Linked DNA regions of Mus musculus: region 2 is linked to region 1. Evidence: chromatin loops called from intact Hi-C (ENCODE). Cell type or tissue: left cerebral cortex. All regions are shown on one strand. Each heading gives the region's core, and the rest is flanking DNA. Links, peaks and the distances in the headings are about the cores only.

Region 1 (9,326 bases), core at 595-8,594:
AGAAGTTTCAACATTTAAATACATTCAAACAATACTCCTAAGCCCACAGAAATTAGCAGAGGTGGGTTTCAGAGGTGAGGATCTTTAACATTCAAGGATCAAAGAGACTGTAAAATTGACAAAATGTTAGAGTTATCTGATGTCATTTTTAAATTAAAAGTAACCTGTTTTTCAAAACACAGAAGATGGGATTGTAAAGTCTTGAGTACATTAGGAATTCAACACTGACTTGTGGGAAGGGAAGGAGAGAAAAGACAATGTCAATAAAAACATACTCAAATTTTTGGTTATTGATATGTGCCTTTGATTTTAAGACTGATAAGATTGAGTAGAGACCAGTTGTTTAATAACTCTTGGGCAAAATGTAACTCAGAAATTCTCGTAGAATCTATGCATATGCACAAATCAAAATGGTTGTAGAATTCCCTTTTGGGTTTTCATGCTTTGGTAAGGAGATTTCTTGTATTATACAGACAGCCTTCATTCTGTCTATGGCCACTCTTTTGAGGAATTGCAATCCTTAAGGATTCCCTGCTTCAAAGGGCCATTGTCCATGATGTTGAGTGGTTGACATCGCACAAAGCAATCAACATTTTGTATCCATGGATTCCACATGCAGGGATTCAACTAAATTACAACTGAGAAGATCTGAGGAAAGTAAATTGTCTCCACTGGACATTCCCAAATGGTTTTTCCTTGTCATGATTCCTAAACAATATAGTCTAATAACCATTTGCCTTGCAAAAATAACCTACTTAGCATTGTGAGACATCTAAAGATGATGTCAGTGCAGGAGGGCTGGGTGTCAGCTAAAGGCAAGGCATTTTGGTGTCTCAGGAGTATGTGTTCTGGAACCAATCAGCCGGAGGCACTAAGGGGCAGCTGTTTATCTTTATTGGCTTATATAACCAATTGATTAATCAGGTCATTTCCCCTTAATTCTGAATCAAGCACAATCTGGAGTTTAGATATACAGTAGCAGAATTCAGTAAGGCTTTGTGAAAGATGAACTACTGTGTCTCCACTCATTTTCACACTAAAGAGAGATGAACATAAAACAAATGGGGTAGAACTATATGGGGGATTTACCAAACTTTTATATCTCTTTAAATAGAATGCTCTACATATCCTTCTAAACAAGAAAAACAAACTTGGATGACAGGTATAGTTCTGTTTATTACGTCTTAATTTAAATTTCCTTACTAGGGAGGCAGAATAGAAAACATACCTAGAAAATACTCAATTTCTTTGGGCTTTAAGACTTTTGTTGATCTTTTCATCTTATTTTCACTGTTGTTTATTTCGAATTCCCTTAAAGTAATCAAGTATTATTTAAAACTCTTAATATGTTCTAAAATTTTTAAATAAATACTTATAGGAGATCTAGCTTGTGTAGTGATAGACATTAAATTTGGTCTTCCAAACATGTTTTCCTTTCTTAATAAGGAATATTATTTTCACTTCAATTTCATCAGTTGATTCCAAGAAGATGAGAAAGAATTTTCCTCTTAGAATAAATCTTGTTACCCTCAGGGTGGAATACACTGAGCCTTGTGGCTTGTTTGTTGCTGTCTATCTTTTCTTTAATTGTTTGGATTTAGCTTATGCTTCACATAAGCGGGACCTTAGAAAGAGTCCAAAGCCCACTACAACACAGATGCTCTTCTGGTGTGCATGAAGACAGCAACAGTGTACTCACATGCAAAAAAATAAAAAATAAAATAAAATCTTTAAAAAAAGGCAGAATGTTGACCTGGTGCACGCCTTTAATCCCAGCACTTGTGAGGCAGAGGCAGGTGGATCTCTGAGTCTGAGGACAGCTGGTCTACAAAATAAGTTCCAGAACAGGCAGGACTACACAGAGAAGCCCAATCTCAACAAAACAAAACACAACAACAACAACAAAAATGGCTAAATGCAAACAAATGGGCAAACTTCTATCCCCACCTCCTTGCTAGCCAGTAAGCTAATATTAGTAAACAATTGTTTATTTCGGATAATGTATTACCATATTAATAAAGTATTATTTCCCCAATTTTTAATAGATCCTTCCATGGAGATATGCTGTAGAAAATAAACAACCTGTCATTGTCAGGTCCTTTACTTCAGGAAACAAAACACCTTTTTTCTTAATGGAGGCAGGACAGAAGATGAAGTATGCCTATGGTTCTTCACTTAAACCTCACATTAAGTAAGGGGCTGGGTCAAATCTTTTCTGACCTTTGACCTTCTGATATAAAAGGGAAGTGAGCAGAAAGAGCAGACCAAGGTACAGAGAGCATGCATTCAGATATTTATTTCCCCACTCTCCCTGCTCTCTCTCTTTGAAAGTTAGAAGTTGCGGAGCTCAGTGCATTTAAATATCTAGTTCATGCTGCATCAACACAATTGTTTTTAGAAAAATTATGCATTCCAAGTAATTTGGTAAAATAGACAAAAAAAAAAAATACATTAGCCTTGCTCATGCCACCTAAGAGGAGGCATGTCAGCCAGGTTTTCTAATATATCTAAGTTCACATTCTGCAAGTATTGACCATCATTTACTGAGTGTTCTTAGCAGGCAAGTTTTCAAATGTCTTCATTATTCATTTGCTGACCTAAATGTCCCCTTGTCCTTTCTCAGGTAAATACAGAATTAAACATCAACATCACAGCCATTTTAGAGGCATTTGTGTTTATGCCCATCTCTAGAGATCACTGAACTTGAAAAAAAAAAAACAAAAAACTGCCATCTACTTCTTCCCTGATATGTTTGTAAAAGTCCCATCACCATTATCTCTCTCTGCTAATAAAGTCCATTTGCTTTTTTGGCTATTATCTTTTGCTTGTCAGTCATAACTAATGGCATGGAGTCTTGTTTAATTTTTCCCCATCTATTATATTCCTGTCATGCTTTTGTTCCCCCACCCCCACCCCCCACTTCATACAGGTCTTAAAAGAAGTCAAAGAAACTAGTTCATTAAAAAATTATTTGAATGCTTCTCACAGCACACAGGCTTTCATTTTTGTGCTGGGGCCAACTCTCCACCTCATTTTAATTCTCCCAATCAGTTCTTTCTCCCAGCACAGAAGCAAGTCTTTAAAACAATCTTTCGGAAATTCTGATATCCACTGTTAGGATCTGTAAAACCAATTAGTATGACAGTCAGCTTTAAGTTAGCCATGGTAACTGGGGAGCTATTGGCCTGTTATAATTAACTGAACGCTCTCAGAAGGAGTCAGAATTCAAGTAGGGCATGGCTCTTTACCCTTCACACAAATCTGCTTTTAATATTTATAAACATTTGCAACCAAGCAGTATCATGCCAAACTTCTTCTTGTCTTTTCTGGTGAGCATACTAATAAACATTAAGTCCAATTGCAAAGAAAAGGTCAGAACCAATAGTCAAACCATGGGAGTGGACTACTCATCTCTGGCTCTGAAAAGAGTTTCTTCAAGGACATGAGGTATGTGACTAACCAACCAAGTAAAGGAGATACCTATTCAGCATTGATATCTTTTCTGTATCAATAAAATACTTTGAAAAAAGTGAATTTTTCTATAATTTATAGTAATATAAAGAGGATAGTTATACTAAAATAATAACACAGTTAATTTCTTGGTTTATCCATGACATTAGATTATATGTGAACCGTTAGCTATTTCGATACACAGACTGCCTGACTTACAGTGAGTATCAAGAACATGGGGCCCACAAGACAGCAAGTCACCTTAGATTCTGAGCAGGGGATAGTGGAGTTGAGTCTGGAGATAAAAAAAAAATTAAGTTAAAATAATCAAAATTTACAGAGGCAAAATTGTACACTTTCAGCATTTGACTATAGGCAAACAGGCTACTTGAGACTCATCACTGAAGATGTTTCACATAGTCCCCCAGAGTCATTGCCCAGACTTCTTCTTTCTCAAACAAAGCAGGCATGTGTTTCAAGCACTCCTGCTAGGGATGAGCTATTGCTAGTATTCAGGACACCCTGTGCGTACATGGAATCAAAGAGATGTTAAGCCTTCTCCTATGAACTTTTTGTAGATAATTGATATAATTAAGACATACCACAGAATTTTTATCCTTCCTTCCTTCCCCCTCACCTGCTCCTTTCTCTTTCGGCCCACTTCTACTGCATAGCCCAGGCTGGCCTTGAACTGGAGATCCTTCATCCCTGCTCTCTCACTGTTCAGATTATGAGCATGCGTCGACACGTCCTGATCTTTCTGGGGAGATTTTTATAAAGTAAATTTAGGTGAGGGAGACACTGGTGAGAAGGGAAGGATCACTTTCCTACTGGTTACAGAATTTTTAGAAAACCTTCTTAAGTCATTTTTGGATATAGTCTCTGGACCAAGTGCTTTGCTGCACTTTTTTTTTTTTTTTTTTGAGTTAAAATAAGAAGAATGAACCATAGCTCAGACGTGCTGTAGTGTGAGGAGGAATCACGTCTTCTTCTGTCAAAAATTGGGGTTCTAGCAATTCTGTAAATTCATCTTTAACACGACATCTTCATTTTGATTGAGCGACAAATAACAGTTTATGAACGAAAGCAGAATTTATGTATGTGCTCCCAGAATTAAATTGCTGAAAGTACAATATTTGATAAGGAAAAAAAGTGTGTGTCTGGGTCTCAGCTTCATGCACCAATAGTGTTCTCAGCTCAGTGGAATAAGCCTTCATATTCCTCAGTAACAAAGAGAAAATTACACAGCAGAGCCGTCAAGAAGATGATGGGTAAGTGTCCAGCTCCTCTGATAGATATGAAATAAACTTATAAACACATTAACATAGTACCTAGCCAACTGAGTTGCCTAAAGAAAAATCACAATTAGGTCAGTATTTAAAACCAGAGTGACTGGAAGCACAGGTGGCGCTCGGCAGTTATCTCACGGTGGAGAGTCTCTTGAGGAGTGAAGACGTCTGTGCCATGGCTTTTCAGATGTAAGGTAAAATTTTTTCTAAATCATACCTTCAATCTTTCAACCAATGCAGAACTCCATTTCTGTTCCAGTGACAAGCTCAGGCCGATAGCCATGGGGAGGAGAGTAGGCTGAGAGCCATGGGAAGGGAAGGGAGCATATGACCATACAGAGGGCAGGAAACGCTGTATCTTCCTCTCCTATCCTTACCCTAAGACCCACCCACTCAATCATCCATGATCAAGACCAGCCGGTAGATTGCTGGGAAAAGAAAACAAGTTGTAAAATTCTTTAAAGAGTCAAGCTTCCTCTCTTAGTTATCCATCTCAGAGTCTGATCCATTGGCCTATGGATCTTGCCCAGCAGCCTTTCAGATCCTGACTTCTATGGGGCTCATACTACATGTCTCCAACATGTCTTCGGTAACTTCCTGGTTCTTCGGTTCTTCCTCGGTTCTTGACTTTGTAGGCTGCATGGAATCATGCTTCCCTTAGGAATCCATCCCCCTAGAAGATGTCCCTTTAGCACTGAGCTGTCCCAGCAGAGGTCAGTCCTACAGGCCCTGCTCCTGGCGAATGTCACCTCCAGCAATATTCAAGAAAATAATTGAAGTTCAGGTCTTTTCTTGGTGTAGCCGTGTTCTCCAAAAGTTGGAAGTAGGACAGAGGCTTACTAGTCTGTACTTGGAGCTATGATTCCAAGAAATGAGAGCAGGCAAGGGAGGGGCAACGGAAGCCAAAGCCAAACCAGAATGCTTTAGGAAACTGGCTCTCGTGGGGGTCAGCCAAAGTATCCCATCATGATAGATCACAGGCCTTTAAGAAGCACAACTCCAAGCTGCGGTCAATGGAGTCGAGGGAAGAGATAAAGTCCAACCCCTTTTCTCATCTCCAGTTGGCCCTGTGGCGATCCAAAGCCCTTATAATTTCAAACTGAGTAAGAACGATTCCAAGGTCACTGCCAAGAAACTGTAACCAGGAAGGGAAAGCTTTGCAGTCTGGGTCTGGGGAAGGTTCCTGTCTTCTCATTGTACTGGTAGCAACTGGAATGGCAGATAGGTACATAAGAGGTGCCCACCACACTGTCACCTGTGGTCGGTATCTTTTTCCAGATGCTCTAGGTTAATTGATTTTTTTAATGTATAAAAATCATAGTTCTCATGACAATATGAAGTCAGCAGGCATCCAGATTATCTTTAACTGTCTGTGTGATAAGGGAACAATATGATGCTAAAGCAAGCGAAAATGAGAATCCCAAGTGCAGGTGACGGGCCAGGTACCTCAGTGGGTAAAAGCAGTAACAGAGCAAGCCTGATGGAGCAAGCCTGACAACCTGAGTTCAATTCCCAATATTCCCAATAATATATAGATAGATAGATAGATAGGTATAGAGAGAGAGAGAGAGAGAGAGAGTATGCACACACACACACACACACGCACACACATCACCTACATATATGATATATAGACACACATGCAGGGCTCTAGTGATGGCAGAATGGAAAGGCACAAACAACAAAACAACAAAAGATATATCCCTCTCTCCTGGTCTTAAAGTTTTTCACATTTCCTTTACATGGTTTTCCAGAAATATCCTAATTTTTATTTTCCCAAATGATCATCAGCTATTCAGAAATATATTTGTAGCTTAATCTAAATAACGAAAAGGTAAATCTATTGGCTGAGGACCAGAAAGCTGTGTCCCTTTTACCAAGTCTCACCAGTATGACTTCTTTTTAAATATAAAATTTAATTTGAATAAAATCACATCTGCAACCACTTTCACTCAGCAGCAACAGAGCTCAGGGGTTGTAACAACGAACCGCAACCCAAAATAGCCAAACTATTTACTGTTTGGGTCTGTCTGTACAAGAAATGTTTGTGAGTTCTGCTGTGATCATCAAGCAGCAGCCGCCGCAGCATAAAACAGCGATGCTCCTTCCCTTCTCCAACCATGGCCTGAGGATCAAGGATCAGGAGAGTGGGTGAAACACCTGCTCACCCCGTTCCTATAGCCCTTCTCCTCTCTTCTTCATCACCTGAAATGACAGAGCCCCAAAATGCAGGAACAGCCAAAACTAGGTGACTCCTTCCCAATAGAAACTGGGCAGAAACATCTCTCCCTCTCCTTCAGACTGTGGGTGTTTCACATTCATATTAATGAATCTGCAATGCAATTCAGAGATTACACCCTCCAATACTGTCCACGGCAAGCTGCTTAAGAGCTGAGATTCGAAGCCAGGACTTGTAGTTCAAAGCTTGCCTAGATGTCAGAATGGGCATGGATCACAAATTCAGAGATTCCGCTTCCCTCGCTGTTGTCCTGGCTTCACAGGCTTAAGTTATCTCTTTCGGAGCCATTTGCTGCTATTTTAAAAGATGTTAGCTAGCACGAGAGCACGCGGATGAGAAAGAATGTTTGGGGCAGAATGCTTGACACCTCCTTACTGCTTCCCCAGCATCCAGATGGAAGAGGAAACAGGGTCGGCTTCCACACCAGCCTGGCAGAGGAAATAGACATCTGCCTCAGGACGGTATTTCTTACCGCAGATAGCAGCCAGCAGTGCTTTCAGATCCAAAAGAAAAATGTGCCTCTGCTAAGAAATGCGAGATTAGAACCCAACCATATTGAACTCAGCTTTGACTGAATTCTCCTCTCTCTCCCTCCCTCTCTCTCTTTCTCTCTCTCTCTCTCTCTCTCTCTCTCTCTCTCTCTCTCTCTGTCTCTCTCTCTTTCTCTCTCTCTCTCTCTCCTCCCCCTTTCTCTTCACCCCAACAACAAAAACAACAACACCTCTTCACATTGCAAAAGTATCCAGTAAGATGCTAAGATGCTTTCATCTGAAAAGCATTCAGGAGTCTGGTTACCTCAAGGGTAACATATTTCTAATCATTCATTATAGTCCTTCCTGGAAAAGCCAGCCAACGGTCTCAACCTTTCTTTGGCTTCAATAGGAGGAATAAGAGACTCAGATTCGGCGATGACTATCTTTTGTTGCGGGTGGGACTTTTCAAGCTGAGAGTCCAGACTTGTTTCTCGGACCAATATTTGAAGACTTTGATGTGCTTGCCTGGTTTTCCTTGAAGGTATTTCCTATCGTTATCGCTCCTTAGGAAGGTGACACTTGCAGCAATCATGGAGTTAGTGTACCATATTCTTTTTTGGGGCACTGTTAAACAAAATAAGCTATGACATTGTACAGAGTTTGATGTGTACAGTATATAAGGAGGAGAGCAGCTTTGGGGTTCAAATCGGGTTCAAATCTTGACTGCCTTTGACTTGCTGAGTGACTGTGTTGTGTTGAGATTTAAGTAAGAACTGTCGTGGATACTGGCAGGCATCTCTATGGCTTTGCCCTGCCTCTCTCTGCAATACTCAGCAGTACATCCTGTGAGCGATTTTGATATTGCCCCTGACTAAAACTACACTCCACTCTCCTGTTAGTTTACACTGTTTCCTCTTTCAAGATCCTATCACAGATACTCTTTCTCTTCTGCTCAGATGACAACTCTTAGTGAAGTCAAACCAAAATTGGGAACTCAAGCAAGCTAACAAAGGACCCCAAGCTAACAAGGCCACTGTCAGAGTGAGGGCTGACCTGGTAACTACTTGAATGTTTAGTGCCAAAAGGTTCCTCGGGGAAGAGAGTGTCCCAGTGGAGACTGGACGACTGAGGAAACATGAGATAATAAGGGGATGCTGAACTTTACAAAGTTTGCTCTGTATCCAGACTCAGCTACTTTCATGAAAGGTAATTTCAGGACAAAAGTCCTGATGATGTCTTAAAATTCAAAGGGGAAAAAAAAATCCTAAAGAACATGATCACAAAGCACTCAAACATTCTAGAGGTCATGTTGAAGAGACGTCACTTTTTCCCCCCATTTGGATAGATTTTTCTTGAAGTATGGTCATATTATCTGAATACATAAATAATAGCCCTGGTGGGTTAGTGGTTTATGTCAATTTTAAGTCCTTCAGTGGAAAAAAAAGTGCTATGTGGCAATTTAAAAATGTGTTTTCTTGTATTTTTCCAAACCAAATAATTTTGCAAGGTACATTCTGAGTGGAATTTGATGGATGCCAAGAATGTCCTTCGGTATAACCTGAAGATGGTGTAGTCTGTGCCCAATATAAATAACAGCCAAGGCTCCTGCTTTCAGCTCTGCAACTGGTTTTAAAATACTTCTCTATCTCTAGTTATTGCTCTAGAACATCTCTACTCATGTTAACAAATAGTTCCAGCCCAAGAGGAAGTCAGCCAAGATACCCTAGGGTCCAAGCTTGCAATGATCCCATTCACAGCAACTTCTGAGAGCCAAGAAGATCCAGTGGACGAGGAGAGTGCTTCCTAGTCTGTCCTCTTGACACCTACCTTGAGCACACTTACTGCCATCAATAGCTGCCATCATAGAGAACATTC
Region 2 (9,326 bases), core at 431-8,430, 180 kb before region 1:
TCCCTGACATGTGCTCTTAACTAGGATAGTGTCAGAGGCTGGAACCAGTCGGAGCATTCAGCAGGGTCACAAGCCTGTGACCCTGCTTCTTGCTTTTGGTAGGCTTTCTTTATGCTTGGGTTATGGTCTTGTCACACATCCAACTGGGTATATTCATAGAGTGGATGTTGTACATGGTATCTGATCTTCCAAGGAAAAGAGAGGATGCTCAGGAGTCATGAAGGCCAGGCCCAGCACTGATATAATAAGGTATCTTTGTAGTCTTTTGATCAAAGCAAACCATTGAGAAGTTTGGTCTGATGGTACAGGGCTACAATCTTAGGTATTTGGGAAGTTTTAGCAGAACCTCAAATTCATAGCCAGTGTAGCACCTTAGAAAAATCCTATTACAAAATGAAAAGATGTTAACACAGACACAGTAGAGCAAATTCACATTCCCTGCTGAAATGGACGAAGCAGTACATACAAAGAATCAAGAGGTTGTTGGTGGCCATTTTGGGACACTCCAACGTGTTTTTATTATCCCTGGCCTTAAAGTGCTTGGTTGTGGAAAATCTTATCTTAGATATTTAACCTCAAGTATCTTGAAAATTTCAATCATCCAGTGCCAATACAATCTCAATTTTGAAAGCAACCTAAATTGAAAAGGTTGTTGGGTAGTGAAATGACAAATGACTTTGACCGTAATATATTAGAATCATCAATTAAATAAAAACTACTAGTATAGTTCTATGGCTAATCTTACTTACCAACTTGACTACATCTGTAACCAACTAAAACCCAAGCAAGCCTGGAAGAATTTTCATGATTAAATCACTTAATATGGGAAAACCCACCTTATGACTGGGCCACACCTTCTTGTGGCAGCCCACATAAAATGACACAGAAAAGGGAAGCCTTTGATACTTCCCTGCTTGCCCTCACTCTCACTGGCAAATTTATCTATCTAGTTGCTGAGACATTCCTTTGCTGATATTAGAGCCTACTTCTTCTGGCTTCCAAGAGACTGAAGACTTGTTGTTCTCAATGAATTCCCTGGGACTTCCTCTCCCACTGAGGCCAGACAAGGTAGCCCAGCTAGAAGCACATACCCTGTGTACAAACAACAACTTGTGGAATGACCCACACACACACTCCAGTTGTTCAGGACATACAAGAAGACCAAGCTGCACATTTGCTACATAGGTGAGAGGAGGCCTAGCTTCAGCCCATGTGTGTAGTTCAGTTGGTGGTTCAGACTCTGAGAGCCCCAAGGGTCCAGATTATTTGACTCTGTTAGTATTCCTGTAGAGTTCCTATCCCCTGTAGGGCCCACAATCCTTCCTCTTATTCTTCCATAAGACTCCCCAATCTCCATCACTGTTTGATTGTGATGATCTGTATCTGTCTAAGTTGGTTGCTGATGGAGCCTCTCAGAAGACAACCTGCTTCTGTCTACAGGCATAAGAGAGTATCATTAACTGAAGAATGGATAAAGAAAATGTGGTACATCTACATAATGGAATACCACTCAGCTATTAAAAACAAAGACAACATGAGTTTTGCAAGTAAATAGATGGAACTTGAGAAATTTATCCCAAGTGAGGTAACCCAGACCCTAAAAGACATACATGGTATATACTCACTTATAAGTGGATATTAGCCATAAAATACAGATACCATGCTACACTCCACAGACCAAAGAAGCTAAACAAGAAGGAAGGCCCAAGCAAGAAAGCTTCAATTTCACTTAGAAGGGGGAGTAAAATAGTCATAAGAGGCAGATGGAGGATGGGAACTTCGAGGGAGTGGGTGGAGAGGGGAATGGGGTGTTTGGGATCAAGTGTGGAGAATGACAGGAGAGATGGATAGATGGCCATGAAATTGAATGGGAATCTGCAACTGACAGGGGTGAGAAGGTGGGGGACATCTATAGGATGAAACAGAGACTTGGGAAAAGGGAGACACCCAAGAATCAATGGGGATAGCCTAGCTTATAACATTGAGGATATGGAACCTGAAGAGGCTACTTCCTGTAGCCAGGCAGGAACTCCAGTGGAGCATTAGCGACACTAACCCACCCATAAAACATTCAATACAAAATTTATCCTGTCTACTAGAAATTCAGGCATGGGGAATAGAACAGAGACCGAGGGAATGACCAACCAATACCTGGCCCAACCTGATACCCATCCCATGGTCAAGTTCCAAAACCTCCAGCTTTTAAGCCTCTGGAGCTTTCTGTTAGACACACTTTTACATTTCTCTGTAAAGGGATGTAAAATTGCTAAAGGAATCAGGGACATCCATTTTGACTCCACTGGAAAGAGACTCTTGGGAGTGGGCATCTTGTCCTCAGGACATCTTGGGAGTTTCTTCTCTTTGCTGATTTTACTTTCCATCGTTCACTATAATCATTTATAACCAGAAGTTCAACCTTACGATGAGCCTTGAACATTCTCTAGACACCCATCAGACCTGTATAACTATCTTAACAGGGTACCACAATGATTTAGAATGCATGAGACAGTCCACAAGATGCCTTATATGGGCCTAGAATCACAGAGAGGACATGGTATAAATCAGCACCTCTCAAACCATATACCCACTCACACACCCACACACATAAACATACATTCTCAGATATGTTCAAACCATACTGTAGATATTCCATGTGTTTGTAATGTTATACTATCATTTTCATCTTTACTTTTTAATCAAGAAAAACCAATAAATTCACTTAATTGAAAGCAAAATTATTGGCAATTTTTTTCTTTCTATAGAAATTTTGAGCAAAATTCTAGATTTACACCTTCATTTACAGGGGAATGCCGGGGCCAAAAAATGGGAATGGGTGGGTAGGGAAGTGGGGGGGGGGGTATGGGGGACTTTTGGAATAGCATTCTAAATGTAATTGAGGAAAATACATAATAATAAAAAATATTAAAAATAAAAAAAGAGAAAAAAAGGCAATGTATGTAATGATCATATAAGCATGTTCCTAATACACTTAGTCTATAGCTGATGCTAGAAACATCAATGAGGCTGAGTGACCAGTATAATATAGACCTGCATGATGAGGGCATTGTGAACATGGCCTCAAGTGCACAGCTTCACGCTAACCAAGGATAAACTATGTAATGCCGTGGCTACCTATCCGGTAACTACCTCTTTTAACTTATTGCCCTCACCTTCTTTCCTTCCAAAATGTCCTTCTTTCTTATTTATTTATCAAAGGAAAGAAACAGAAGGAATGGAACTCAAATAAACAGGTGTCCTCTGAATTTCCCCTGGAGTTATCCCACTCGAGCTCCCTGATAGCATGAGGAAGCACGGCAAACTTCTGTCCTTGTGTGGCACAGTCTCATTTTAGTATCACCTGTTTCTATTTGGAATGAAGGGGAACCCAAAAATAAATGAACTGGCTCAGAAGCCCATGATGAAAATAGCATTGAAAGACTGACTCCGTCTGCAGCTGGCCCTCACCACAGACTGTGCCGGGTCTCCACCTCCCTCCTCCACTTCCCCTTCTATGCCAGGGCAGCTTATTCACACTGCCAGTGAATACTTAACACGGAATTCTTCAAGTACCACTGCAGAGCATCCAGCAAACACAGCTCTAAACTTAGCCTCACATATGTAGCCAGAGACACAGATAAATATAGAGACCTAGAAATACATACAGAATGCCAGAGAAACATGCTCTCGGCCAGAAACATATTGTGAATATGCAAATACCTCAGTGTCTGGTACTGAAGCTTTGCCCTTTAGCACTTACCTCGCTCTGTCTTTCTCTCATTTTCTCTCAGTACCATATCCCCCTCCACCAGTCTCTACCCATCTGTTTATTTTTTTTCCAATCTCCTCATTTAAAAAAAAAATATGGTATCACCTCTTAAAAATAAGAAAAAATATGGTGCTACAATTCCCACTGCCAGGTGTAACATATGATTCTGCTTCTGGGAGCTGGGAAACAAAATGTATAAAGGGGGATGGGTGTGTTCAAACTTTCTTACAAAGGTTACCAGAAATGGATTCTTAACCATTTTGTCTGCACTGTGTTCATTCCTTATTAGATTTCAGGTTTGCTTTGTAGTTTAAAGAAATTGTATAATCCAGACCTTGTCATCAACTGGTTTAATTTATTTCCCCGAAATGAGAGGCCTGGCAGAGGCAAGCAAGCCTGGCAGGGGCAGGCCTGCCTCTCAGATGTCTGGATCAGCGAGCTTAGCTATGGAAACAAGTGTTAAAGTGCCACGGACGACAAGTTCCATGGGTGCTTTTCACATCACATTCTATATGGATGACATCATTCTGTATACTGACCAGCACAACTGCATCCTTCTGTTTGATCTACATCACAGAGATGTGCCTCCATGAACCAGAAATTGGCACTGTTACAAATTATCTATTCTAGCAAGAAAATGAGACTTAATTAAGTCAATTAGCCAATAAATGAAACAAACATAAGAGGGAAAGAAGAAAGTCAGGACAAATTTCTTTTCCAGGAGCTAAATTCCTTGTCTAAAAGGGAAACTATTGGCATTCTAAGTATTCTAAGAAAAGATCTTGCTATATCTATATTTTATATTCCTGTTTGCAGCACTAAAGATATAGTGGCATGAGCATCATTATTAGAAGTAGCTATTTTCAATAAGTTGCTAGAAAATGGTCATCATTAATCTGACCTACTGAGAAAGATAACAGAATAAAGGAATGGGTAGTTCTGGAGTACATACCCTTTGCCAGCCTAGCGACCAGACATGAGTTATTGTATTTCATTTCATCTTTACAAACAGCACTGCAGGGGAGGTATAATCCTTGTTTTATGAGAAAGGAAACTGAGACTCTGAGAGGTTAAGTAATATGCTCAAGGCCTCAAGGTTATAAGTGCAACAGCCAGAATTCAATCTGAGCTTTGTCTACAAAGCCCATGTTCTTTCCACTGAATCAACCTAGACAGCAAGTTCAGGGCATGTAAGGCCAAATTGGCAAACCCTGGTCCTGGCAAGCTTCCCCTTAGCTTAGCTGGTTTAAAAGGACAAGGTATCATATCTCCAGTTGGGTCACAATAATTAGATGTGCTCCCCTGGCCTTCAAGTGATGTTGGCCTGGCTCCAGCTCCTATATCAGCATTACTCAATTGAAATCTTATCTGACCCTTGATGAGTTATTAAATCAAAGTCAAATTTAAACTGATGTTCAGAAACTCTACACTTGAAAAACAGGAACAGAAAATCAAAAGACCTCTATTTGTTCTCTTTGTAAATACTTGCTTTTTAATGTAATTATTGATCTTAAAACAAAGAGAAAGAAATAGATCAGAGATATCCCTAAATCACAAGTGGATAAAAGAGAAAACGGTTTATACTTATGTTCCCAAACAGGTCTGGTAGCTACAAGGGCTGATGACTTTATGGCCATTTACATGTGCAAAGTGTCAAGCAGTAATAAACTGGGTGAGCACAGATGCCACCCAAATAATCCCAGGAGTACGCAAGAAGGGGGCGTCAAATAAAACAATGAACATGACTTTGAGAATGGACATTATAAACAGGTCTTCAAACGAGCAGTAACTGGACAGCTATATTGAAGTTTGCCACCCTACTGTGGCCATACAAAAGTTTGCAGAAATATATATGAAGAACTTAAATCGACATTACCAGTGATATTCGGCTTTCAGTTTCCATCAGAATAAATTTCAAATCAATCCTGAAAGGTCACAGCCACAGTCCAAGCAATGCAGATCCACTTCAAGGTTCCAGTTGCACCTTTCCAGTAACCTCTGTCTTCTACTTCCATGGAGCAGGGATGGCTCTCAGGAGACTAGCCAGCAAAATCAAACTATCAGAAAACAAAATGCATCTTACATCTCTAAATGGGGATCTGCCTTCAGTTTTTTATTTTAGTGGCTGATTTGATTGATTGGAAGTTGGGGAAACAGAATAAGCACAGGGGCTGTATGAGAGAGGAAAGGTGATAATCTCATTATAGATAGAGATGTATAGAGATGTATAGATGTATAGAGTAGCAGTTCTCATCCTGTGGGCCTTTGGGGTCAAATGGCCCTTTCACAGGGGTCATGTATCAGATATTTATATTATGGTTTATAATAGTGGCAAATTTATAGTTATGAAGTAGCAACAAAATAATTTTATGCTTGGGGTTCACCACAACATGAGGAACTATATTAAAGGGTCACAGCATTAGGAAGGTTAAGAACCACTTGTTCAGAAGGGCTGCTACCACTGTCTGAAAATTCACAGTTTATTTTGTAAAATAAGATCTCAGTGGCTGAGAGAAGGAACACTGTGCAGCACCCAGGGCACCTGACACAGCAGAAAATACTCCCTGAGACCCAAAAGGGGGAATATTCTACATATTCCTTACACATTTGCAGCAGGATTATTCTAGTTTGAGTCTTGAAGGCTTAGTCCCCAGTCTCCAGCGCTGTTGAGAGGTAATGGGAACATTAAGAGGTGGGGCCTGTTGGGAATGAGCTAAATCACTGAAGGCTCAGCTTTGAAGGATAAAGTGAGACACCCTGCTCTTTCCTGCTTTTTTGCCTCTACACTGTGCCCAGTTGAACAGATCCTCTGCAAAAGTCCGCCACCATAATATACTACCCACCACAGTGGAATCAACTGACCATGGATTGAAATCTCTGAAATAATTATGAGTTGTGATAAGCCCATCCCCAGCCGTCGTGTATCTCAGATGTTCTGACAAAGTGACAGAAAGCTGGCTAACATGGCCATAGATTGGTCTTATTCCACTGTCTAAACTGAGTGTGTTAACAGGGACTGATGTCAAGGTTTTAATCAGACAATTCTTAGTTCTTGCAGGACCCACAATTTGCTTAAGAATATGAGGGTTGGCCCTTCCGCTCGACTCGAGCCCCGAGCTACCTTGCCAGCAGAGTCTTGCCCAACACCCGCAAGGGCCCACACGGGACTCCCCACGGGACCCTAAGACCTCTGGTGAGTGGAACACAGCGCCTGCCCCAATCCAATCACGCGGAACTTGAGACTGCTGTACATAGGGAAGCAGGCTACCCGGGCCTGATCTGGGGCACAAGTCCCTTTCGCTCGACTCGAGCCCCGGGCTACCTTGCCAGCAGAGTCTTGCCCAACACCCGCAAGGGCCCACACGGGACTCCCCACGGGACCCTAAGACCTCTGGTGAGTGGAACACAGCGCCTGCCCCAACCCAATCGCGCGGAACTTGAAACTGCGGTACATAGGGAAGCAGGCTACCCGGGCTTGATCTGGGGCACAAACCCCTTCCACTCCACTCGAGCCCCGGGCTACCTTGCCAGCTGAGTCGCCTGACACCCGCAAGGGCCCACACAGGATTCCACACGTGATCCTAAGACCTCTAGTGAGTGGAACACAACTTCTGCCAGGAGTCTGGTTCGAACACCAGATATCTGGGTACCTGCCTTGCAAGAAGAGAGCTTGCCTGCAAAGAATACTCTGCCCACTGAAACTAAGGAGAGTGCTACCCTCCAGGTCTGCTCATAGAGGCTAACAGAGTCACCTGAAGAACAAGCTCTTAACAGTGACAACTAAAACAGCTAGCTTCAGAGATTACCAGATGGCGAAAGGCAAACGTAAGAATCCTACTAACAGAAATCAAGACCACTCACCATCATCAGAACGCAGCACTCCCACCCCACCTAGTCCTGGGCACCCCAACACAACCGAAAATCTAGACCCAGATTTAAAAACATTTCTCATGATGATGATAGAGGATATCAAGAAGGACTTTCATAAGTCACTTAAAGAATTACAGGAGAGCACTGCTAAAGAGTTACAGGCCCTTAAAGAAAAGCAGGAAAACACAGCCAAACAGGTAGAAATCATTAAAGAAAAACAGGAAAACACATCCAAACAGGTGATGGAAATGAACAAAACCATACTAGAACTAAAAGGGGAAGTAGACACAATAAAGAAAACCCAAAGCGAGGCAACGCTGGAGATAGAAACCCTAGGAAAGAGATCTGGAACCATAGATGCGAGCATCAGCAACAGAATACAAGAAATGGAAGAGAGAATCTCAGGTGCAGAAGATTCCATAGAGAACATCGACACAACAGTCAAAGAAAATACAAAATGCAAAAGGATCCTAACTCAAAACATCCAGGTAATCCAGGACACAATGAGAAGACCAAACCTACGGATAATAGGAATTGATGAGAATGAAGATTTTCAACTTAAAGGGCCAGCTAATATCTTCAACAAAATAATAGAAGAAAACTTCCCAAACATAAAAAAAGAGATGCCCATGATCATACAAGAAGCCTACAGAACTCCAAATAGACTGGACCAGAAAAGAAATTCCTCCCGACACATAATAATCAGAACAACAAATGCACTAAATAAAGATAGAATATTAAAAGCAGTAAGGGAGAAAGGTCAAGTAACATATAAAGGAAGGCCTATCAGAATTACACCAGACTTTTCACCAGAGACTATGAAAGCCAGAAGAGCCTGGACAGATGTTATACAGACACTAAGAGAACACAAATGCCAGCCCAGGCTACTATACCCGGCCAAACTCTCAATTACCATAGATGGAGAAACCAAAGTATTCCACGACAAAAACAAATTCACACAATATCTTTCCACGAATCCAGCCCTTCAAAGGATAATAACAGAAAAGAAGCAATACAAGGACGGAAATCACGCCCTAGAACAACCAAGAAAGTAATCATTCAACAAACCAAAAAGAAGACAGCCACAAGAACAGAATGCCAACTCTAACAACAAAAATAAAAGGGAGCAACAATTACTTCTCCTTAATATCTCTTAATATCAATGGACTCAATTCCCCAATAAAAAGACATAGACTAACAGACTGGCTACACAAACAGGACCCAACATTCTGCTGCTTACAGGAAACCCATCTCAGGGAAAAGGACAGACACTACCTCAGAGTGAAAGGCTGGAAAACAATTTTCCAAGCAAATGGACTGAAGAAACAAGCTGGAGTAGCCATTTTAATATCGGATAAAATCGACTTCCAACCCAAAGTTATCAAAAAAGACAAGGAGGGACACTTCATACTCATCAAAGGTAAAATCCTCCAAGAGGAACTCTCAATTCTGAATATCTACGCACCAAATGCAAGGGCAGCCACATTCATTAGAGACACTTTAGTAAAGCTCAAAGCATACATTGCACCTCACACAATAATAGTGGGAGACTTCAACACACCACTTTCTTCAAAGGACAGATCGTGGAAACAGAAACTAAACAGGGACACAGTGAAACTAACAGAAGTTATGAAACAAATGGACAGCAAACCAGTAGCCAACATCAAAGTAAATGGAGAGAAGCTGGAAG

What was found. Hi-C counts contacts between places; a loop is a spot of excess contacts. Peaks named below come from ENCODE experiments on the same cell type or tissue, not always from the same donor. Only the 100,000 strongest peaks of a DNase experiment are listed, where the experiment ranks them.
Region 2: a loop joins it to region 1, with 1.9 times the contacts of the local background. A loop is called at or near these places in 2 of 42 quality-filtered maps.

What each region holds. Positions count from the first base shown.
Region 1 is chr19:14,399,418-14,408,743 of GRCm38, forward strand. Gm8630 (predicted gene 8630) reads right to left here. Exons shown (of 6, transcript NR_152176.1): 5 at 3,670-3,745. Among named protein-coding and RNA genes, the nearest start is that of Gm8630, 32 kb to the right of the region's middle. In left cerebral cortex, for the core only: no CTCF peak of the experiment used is centred there; DNase peaks (open chromatin) are centred at 4,243 and 7,346.
Region 2 is chr19:14,221,762-14,231,087 of GRCm38, forward strand. No RefSeq gene overlaps it. Among named protein-coding and RNA genes, the nearest start is that of Gm31331, 130 kb to the left of the region's middle. In left cerebral cortex, for the core only: no CTCF peak of the experiment used is centred there; DNase peaks (open chromatin) are centred at 3,551 and 4,192; H3K27ac peaks cover 741 bases.